2 separate regions of the Homo sapiens genome follow, and region 1 is linked to region 2. The links are chromatin loops, found by intact Hi-C in ENCODE. Cell type or tissue: heart left ventricle. All regions are shown on one strand. Links, peaks and the distances in the headings refer to the core of each region. The heading gives the core; the rest is flanking DNA.

Evidence for each region. A loop is a pair of places that touch in the nucleus more often than their neighbours do. Peaks named below come from ENCODE experiments on the same cell type or tissue, not always from the same donor. Only the 100,000 strongest peaks of a DNase experiment are listed, where the experiment ranks them.
Region 1: it touches region 2 in a loop (2.9-fold over the local background); 2 of 110 quality-filtered maps call a loop at or near these places.

What each region holds. Positions count from the first base shown.
Region 1 is chr16:83,445,239-83,449,639 of GRCh38, forward strand. All of the region lies in intron 6 of CDH13 (cadherin 13), which reads left to right. Among named protein-coding and RNA genes, the nearest start is that of CDH13-AS1, 48 kb to the left of the region's middle. In heart left ventricle, for the core only: CTCF peaks have their summits at 1,722 (motif pointing left) and 1,921; no DNase peak of the experiment used is centred there.
Region 2 is chr16:82,752,933-82,757,333 of GRCh38, forward strand. All of the region lies in intron 1 of CDH13 (cadherin 13), which reads left to right. Among named protein-coding and RNA genes, the nearest start is that of MIR8058, 66 kb to the left of the region's middle. In heart left ventricle, for the core only: no CTCF peak of the experiment used is centred there; no DNase peak of the experiment used is centred there; H3K27ac peaks cover 1,456 bases.

The DNA.
Region 1 (4,401 bases), core at 219-4,218, 690 kb after region 2:
AATTTATAAAAGCTTTTATAATTTATAAAAGCTTTTATAATTTATAAAAGGTTTTATAAATTATAAAAGGTTTGCATCATTTTCACCTACCCGAATCATTCTTCTACAAAAGAAGAAAAGTTATTTCAGAAAAGCTTCCTAAGTTTTCCCTAAAATGAATTTCTGGCCTAGAAAATCAGATCCTGCTGTGTTCACACTTGGCCTCAATTTCCTCAGGCTTCTGGGTCATTAAGGAGGAGCTTTATCACCTGGCTGCAGGGTGGAGGAAGCCAAGATTCTGGACCGATAGCCTCCCACAGCTGCGTTAGTATTCCACAAAGGCGCAACCAGAAGATAGCAAGGAACTTTCACACTTGGCTTTAATTTCTCTCTGCACATTTTGTTAGCGATAAAGACCATCATGTTTTTTCTTTCTCCACCTTTTTTGCTTTTAGAATTCTGAATAGATGTTTTCATCACGTGGCTAAGTAAAACTGGAATAGCTGAGATTTCCAGAATTCAGTTAGAAGATCTGATAAGCATCTAAAACTTGTCCTAAGGTAGGGGGAGAAGTGTTTAGCTTGGAAATATAACTCGGAGTTCCCAGTCTTCCTCAAGTAGGTACTTGGGGAGATACTGAAGTAGGAGGAAGATGATTCCTACAAACCACGCCGAACAACAGACAGTTCAGAGATCTTTGTGCCTCTTGACTCAAAAAGGCAACTAAAAGATTTCTAAAGCATTATCCCCATCCCTCCCCCATCAAACTTTTTTATTGGGTATAGAAAAACATGAGGAAGGTCAGGTGCTGTGGCTCAGGTCTGTAATCCCAGCACTTTGGGAGGCTGAGGTGGGGGGGCAGATTACAGGAGGTCAGGAGTTCAAGACCAGCATGGCCAACGTGGTGAAACCCCATCTCTACAAAAAATACAGAAATTTTCTAGGCATGGTGGCATGTGCCTGTAATCCCAGCTATTTAGGAGGCTGAGGCAAGAGAATCGCTTGAACCCAGCAGGCAGAGGTTGCGGTGAGCCGAGATCATGCCACTGCACTCCAGCCTGGGCGACAGAGTGAGACTGTCTCAAAAAAAAAAAAAAAAGAAAGAAAGAAAAAAGAAAAAATTAGAAAGTACCTTCACTAGATTTAGAAGTAAGCCCTTAGGCATAGATGGTCAGCTGAGCCTTTTTAAAAAAGGAAGTTGCTTAATGAGATCGGTTTCCACCACTCAGTGTTAGAGTTTTGTGCCTCCAGTTTTATAAAATAATGTAAATTATTCCCAGCCGCAGAGAAGAAAGGACAGAAAATGAAAATTAGCAGGGTACAGAAGTCCATTCTGCTGAACAATGGAAGAAAAACCACACAGGGATTTGGTACCATTAAACTCTGGGGCAATTTTCTGCTCATTTCTCCATCTCCTCTCTTTCTGGTGGTAATCAAAGGAACGAGCTCCAGATAGGAAAGTCTTCCCTGTAATTAATTTAAACAAGTTCAGTAGACTCCAATTATCTAGTCTGCTACAACATGGAGAAATGACTGGGAAAGGAACTCCTGGGCAACTGGAATGAATTCCATGATGGCTTTATTAAGGAGTACATGTAACAAATCCAAAGTCTTTAAGCTTATCCTTTTGGGGGGCTTTTAAAAGTTATGTCTTTATAATAAAATAAAAGCTGGGGACCATGTTTACCTCTATCTCAAGTGTTAAGCTGAACCATTGATTTATTTCCTTAGAGTGATGCATTACTGCCACCTAATGGTCATGTACCTGCATTGAAGGGGTTAAGAAGTAAGGAAATGATTTAAATAGACTTACCACCACCACTGGTCACCCGTCTTAAAAAAAAAAAAAAAAAAAAACAAAAAACACCTTATAGTAACCTTTTTTTTTTTTTTTTTTTTTTTTTTTTTTGGTTTGTGCTGGATGCGGTGGCTCACGCCTGTAATCCCAGCTCTTTGGGAGGGCGAGGCAGATGGATCACCTGAGGTCAGGAGTTCGAGACCAGCCTAGTCAACATGGTGAAACCCCATCTCTACTAAAAATACAAAAATTAGCCGGGCGTGGTGGTGGGTGCTTCTAATCCCAGCTACTCAGGAGGCCAAGGCAGGAGATTTGCTTGAACCTGGGAGGCAGATGTTGCAGCGAGCTGAGATCACGCCACTGCACTCCAGCCTGGGCTACAAGAGCTAGACTCCATCCCAAAAAAACAAAGAAAAAAAAGTTTGATGGATGAAGCAGATGAGTTACTGTGGATCAGGACTGTGGAAAGCCCGCCAGTTAGACAAGGGATGTTGCCCTCACCCAAAGAGCAGATAAACACCATTGGTGCTGTTTGAGCTGGGCGGGGCAGATGATACCAGATCTTTAGCAAGATGAGTTTCACACCTGTGTACAGGAAGAAGCGTGTGAAAACAGGTCAAGAGGATCCTGAAATAAACCAAGTGTGAGAGTATCAAGGTGACAAAAGGGTAATGGAGGCTGGAATGTGAAGTTAGAGATAATCATTTTTTTAAATTATATTAAATTATATTTTATATTATATATATTAAATATTGATTTATTTTTTATAATTTATAATGATTTATATTAAATATCGACTGTTTGCCAGGCACCATAGTTAAAATGAGATAGACCAGTTCTCTCTCTCAAGAAGCTCCCACATCAAGTAGCCCTTGATGTGATTCACTCTGTGGTCTGCAGAAGTTGCCCCACCTCTCTGGTCCCCAGTCTCCTCTGTTACAGGGAAAAAGATTGCTCTGGGAGTTTTCAGAAGCCCCTTTGACTCCCAATAGGAACTTGCCTGGAGCAGGTACTTCCAAGGGAATGAGAGGAAAAGCACAGTGTTTAGCTGAGATAGGGGTAAATATGGTCCCCATCTTTTATTTTATTATAGAGATATAACTTTTAAATGATAGCTTTGTGTAGGTGATAGTGGAGCTGAGTGAGCTAAAGATTTTTTTTTTAATCTCATGATCTGAGTCTAGCTATCTGGAGTGGAGCAGGAAATGTGGTATCACTGATATGTAAAGAAATCAGTAAGGAGGGGCTCATTTGCAGATAAAAGGGAATAAAACCAGGGCAGGCATGCAGACACCATCATGGTAGCTAGACATATAAATGCAGAGATCCAAGATACCAACTTCAGCTTGGAGGGAGAAACAAGATCAAAGGAAGAGGGTTCAGCAGTTCTGTGCATGACACTGGGTCAGATCTCTTCCCTAGAACAAGATGCTCAATGGCTGTGTGCCCCAGAACAAGGTGCTCAGTGTCTCTGAGCTTCATGTCACTGTTGTGTAAAAGCAGCACTATGATAGGGGCCTCTTCATAGAGCAGCATTGAGTATCTTTGGTTTAACATGAGAAGAGTGACTGGCCCTGTAAGCTTCAGCAGATACTAACTAGTATCATTATAGCTCCTCCTCCTCTTCATGATGATTTATAGAATTGGTCAATTTTTCCAGGGAAAAGCAGTAGAGATGAGAGTAAGAGGATGCATTCATTCCATGCCTGCAAGACAGCCCAGCTGGGGAAGGTGAACTTCAGTGGTGGGGAGGAGTGAAAGGAATAGAAAATAGAGATTTGGGGAGGATAGGGTGGACTGGTTCCACACCTCTGAGACAGCAAAGACTCCAAGAAGTTTCTGAGCAAAGGTCACAGGACTTGATGATTTGGAGGTTACTGATGACTTTCGAAAGAGCAGCCAGTGAGGAATACAGGATTCTTCGTATGGAGACAGATTACAGAAAGAAGTCAAGTGAAGCAACAATATGCTCCTAGATACCGAATTTCCACAGCCTGGCAATCCTCAACAAAAGGGAGACCTGGGCTAGTTTTAGACTCGAGAATAGATCAAGGGCAATGTGTGTATGATCAGCAGGCTGCAGCTTCCATATTAACCTACGTTTTAAATGTCTTACATTCCTCTGGACAAAATAAATCAGCCCGGATGGAATTCGTTGCCACAATGATCTATAATGATCTATGATATGTCTTCTCATTTATAATGTCAAGCCCTTGGAGATAGGAGGCCCTCAATGTTTCTTTGAGACCTGAGATGAGAGGATGATCAATGAAAGTAAACGAAGAGGATCATGGTAAAGATCTCATGGTACCAAGAGGAAAACAACTGATAAACAGGGCTCATGGAAGTCCCTGTCCGCTGGGCAAAGGAGAAACGGCTCCCTTACCTGATCACACATCTTCGTCATGTCCTTCAGGGCCCCAGATCCTGTTCTAATGCAGAGCAGGAAGATGGTGACTTTTTGAAATTTCTGGAAATATCACTCGGTGAATCAAAGCAAATTAATTCTCTCTTTTAGTCACTCTGAGCCTGGATTTCCAGTCCTTGGAATTTCGCTTCTACCAACAGTTCTTTCAGAGTCATTTATGGTTCTAAATACACAGGATGCAGTTCCCACATCACCT
Region 2 (4,401 bases), core at 138-4,137:
ATCTTAAAAGCATAGATAACAGTCAAATACATTTGTAAAAGAGTTAAGAAGTGATGCATTTTGAGTATTCATTGCCTTTGCTTTTAAGATTATTGAATCATGAGTGCATGTAATGTCTAATAACATCAATGTTTAACTGGCTTAGAAAAATCCTGAAATTTCAAAAGTGACCTCTTACAAACAGTACGTGTCAGCTCCTACTTATTATTCCTCCTCATGAGTCCATGGAAACAGCCTCTCTGGGAAGAAGGCAGAGAGCAGGAGACAGGTCGTGGTACAGAAGGAAGTGACTGGCAGAAGTACATGGATGGCATCTCAGTTCAATCTCTCTTTATTATTTTGGCATAATTCAAAGTTCATATCTCACTTCATCTCAAAAACAATATGCATATCTGTCCTTGGCTTCATTTTCCTCCTACCTCTTCAGACATCTCTTCTCTGGCTCTTCCCCTTAACCCCTAACTGGGGGCTTTCTACCCTGTCTTTGCACACCATTTATCCTCTCTATAATGACAACTCCTAAATCTAAGAAATGGGCACATTTCCCCTGCTAAGCTACAGACCTGTGTATTTACGTACTTCCTAGATATTGCCCCATGCATGGCCCACCATCACCTTAAATTCAAGATATCCAAAACAATTCTCCATCAAAAAAAAATTCTTTATAGCCAAATGGAAGTGTGCTGTAATGAGAGGCATGGACTTTGATTCTAGTGCCAAATTGTAGGTCTTAATGAGCTTGCTGACTGTGAGCACGTCACTGATTCTCCCTCATCTCAGAGTTTTGCCATCTCATAAACAGGCTTGACCTCGATTAATGGGTTTTACTCCACAATCCATGGGGCCCTTTATTCTGTGGGTCCACCTCAGAAGCTGTCCAAACATCAAGAGAGAAGTGGCCTTGGTCCAGTCCTGGGCACCCCATCTCCCATCACCAAGGGCCATCTGTCTTTCATCTTTTCATATGTTAAAGTTCCATGAACTATTTCTTCTCTGAAGTAGTCATCCACTAATTCATTGATTCACTGTGAATCATGAATAAGATCATGATCACTCAGGAACCCTCTAGGTCTAGCATTCCGTGATTCTTCGGTTAGTGCTCACGCTTCTGGAATGAAAAGTACAAAGGTACAGGGGCAGCAGCTGGAGATGACAGCACAGTCTGTTGCCATGTGTAGTTCATGGCGCAGGGTCAGGGCAGAAACTCCTTAATATTAAACTTAGTGTACAGTAACTCTAATGCCTGATATTTGATTTGCATTAAGCACTGACAAGAACCTTTCATGTCTATTTCTGCCCTGGGGTCCTAAAACATAAATTTTAACATTCCTTGCTTCTCCTTGATGATCATTCCCACATAGAAATGGAACTGCATTAATAATGATTGTTGAAAAAATGAATAAATGATTGTTGAATGAATAACCGAATGAATGCCACCAGGGAAAATTATTGTCTCCATTTCATTTTAGGGCCTGAACTTTAGGAGAATAAAGTTATCCTAAAGAGAGCTGTTGGAACCTGCCTTTCTAACCAGCTTCCTATTTTCTAGAAAAGGGGTCACTGTTTGTAGGAATTGTCTAGGATTCCTGAGAACTGCCATCAAACATTCATTTTGCTTTTCCTATTGCTAAGCATTATCAGACAGAGACACAGCTTCTACACAAAGGAAGATGGTAGGGCATTGTCTGTTCAGGGCTGCTAGATCAATATTATAGTTTTATTTATCTATTAATTTATTTGGATTTCTAAGCAGCTCTACCTTTTGTTACGATGATTATATGGCAAAATGCAAAACAACTTGACAGGACTTTGCTATCTAGACTTTTGATAATGATCTCTAAAAGCCAACTCATTTCATTTGCGTCCTTTTATGAATAATACAAAAAAATCCAAACCTTAACTAGTGTTTGTCACAGTCAGTGGGTACTTCATGAGCCAAGAGTGCATAGAAAGGTATTTTTGGTTCATTACTAGGTTTCTATAATTGACCTGACATTTTGTGAGAGCAATCATGTTTGTTAAGGAGAAACTCAAGCCAATGCTGTAGTTGCAAAGTTCTCCTTACTATTACCCTGGGAAACAAATTCATCAGAAGTGTGCAGATGTGTTTTATGTGTGCGTACACACATACATCCCTATGCATACACAAGCATGTACACACATTGGCATGGGTCGACCTGATAAAATATATGCAGTGTTCTCTTTGTCCAAATCCAGCTGGTCATCTAGGGACTGTATAGAAAATTTGCCAGTGCCTGCAGCCCTACTCCATGTTTCCCTTTTTCTCTGCAGCTTGAGCCTCACCTTAAGGCCTAAGTGAGATATGCATTCTGTCCCAAATGATGGCTCATGGGGACAGAACATTTCTGAGTCTTCCTTTCTGACCCTCTAGTTATATGGCAGTGATTGCACTGAGGGAAAACCAGGAAATAACAAAGGAAACTGCTTAAGCAAGTTGTGTTTGGGAAGATTAGAAAAGGGAGTGCACAGGAGGATGAAGCTGAAGTCTCTGAGGAGGTAATCTTGTTCAAATAATAGCTTTTCTTGTAACCATATTTTGTCAAATTGGTTATTTCTGATGATGTATCCCCAATTTTCTGAAATGTTTTAAAACTTACATTGTAGCTTTCTCTCATTTCCTTATTCCTATGTTCTCATTCTGGTCCATCATCTGTTCATTTATTCAGTCCATTCTTTGTGTATTCATTCAATTATTCTTTCAAGTGACATTTACTGATAATTAAAACTGTTAAAATCACTGACGTCAAGGTCTATGAGCAAAACTGAACCAAACCAAAACAAGAACTAAACTAGAATCCGTTGTGGCGGGATTGACCACTAGGTGGTATGTCCATTCTTTGGCCTTACTGGGGATTTAGGCATTTGTTTTGGTTATGTGCCTTGTTAAATATTCATCATGTCAAAATGGTGGTAGTAACATGAACACAATCAAGAAAATATGAAGAGAGTGATATAAATTATATTTGGAGCTCAGAGAGGGGCCAGGAAGACTTTACATGTTGGATTGCTTCTGCCTTAGGCAGAAAAGAAGTTGCAGAGCGTTCTAGGAGGAGTGAAATACTTGAGTAGGGGCTGGGAAGCAATAAAGCAAGTGGTATTTTCAAGTTTATGCATCCACAAGATCAGTGTTCAATATTTAAAATGTTCAATGTGTAAACTCTATCATGGAAAGATTTTTGAGGAAGTAGCTTGTAAAAAGTTGCATATTTCTATTTGTTGCTAGGGTTACCTAACCAACAGGTTCTTGGCTAAGCAAAAAACTACAGTCTGTAAATTAGATATTCTGGAATAAAAAATTTGGGGAAAGAGGAAAAGGACTCATGCTCCCAAGAAGGCCAAGTGAAAAGTGATATCCTTCTGATAGGGAAAGAAGTCATGAGTCATTAGTCTGGACTGCTATAGTAATGATAATAATAGTAAGAATAATAATAGCCACCATTTGTGGATCACTTACTGCAAACCAGGAACTGTGTTAAATCCTTCTCATGTGCAAGCTGCTCCTTTAACCTGCGTGGCAACCCGGGGTGACTAGCTGTTAGTATAGCAGTTCCTTGCCCAAGTTTCTCAGTATCTTTCAGCCTCAGTTTCCTGTTGGGCAAAATAGAGATTACGGGACAGTGGGAACATTAAATGAGGCTATGCTTGTTATGTGGTTAGCATGGTGTCAAGCAGGGAGTAACAGGTCAGTGAGAATTATAGTATTAGCTACTATTAGCATTTCTCCTTCCTCGTTAGTATTTTTCCTTCCCTGAGGAGGAAACAGAGAATTAGGAGGACCAAGCTGAATATAAGCAGTACCTGAGAGCATTCTTGGAAGATTATGCTTTCGTGAGCTCCTCTTAGAACTGAAAATTGATGATGAGAGAGACAGACTGTCACCAATGCATGACTATCACCTTGTCATTATTAAAGCACTTTCCACTAGTTTATATTATTTTATTCTCATAAGCTCTGTGAGGGCCAGGATTTGGGTCTTCTCTTGTCCCTTGCTACATCCTCATCTATATCAGTGGCTGGCACATTATCTTTGTTGACGACTGACCTTTCCTTTTCCTCTTTCTTTGCCTGGCAAACTGTTACTTGCCCATCAGGATCCATGGGGACATTGACGCTCCTCCATCACTCTCACCTCCAGTCCTCTCTTCCCACACAACTCTTAGTTCATACAGTGGTCACAGTACCTCCATGCTGTATTGTATCCTATCTACTCTCCTGTTTGTCTCTTGCTGCAGACTCCTCTAAGGCAGGGACCACTTTTCACCACCTTTCCATGCCCCTGGATCCTTGTTCAGATTTGGCTTGATGTACGCACTTTGAAGATACTTGAATGAGTGACCACAAATATCTTCATTTGCATCTGAACAATTTTCTTGATATTTG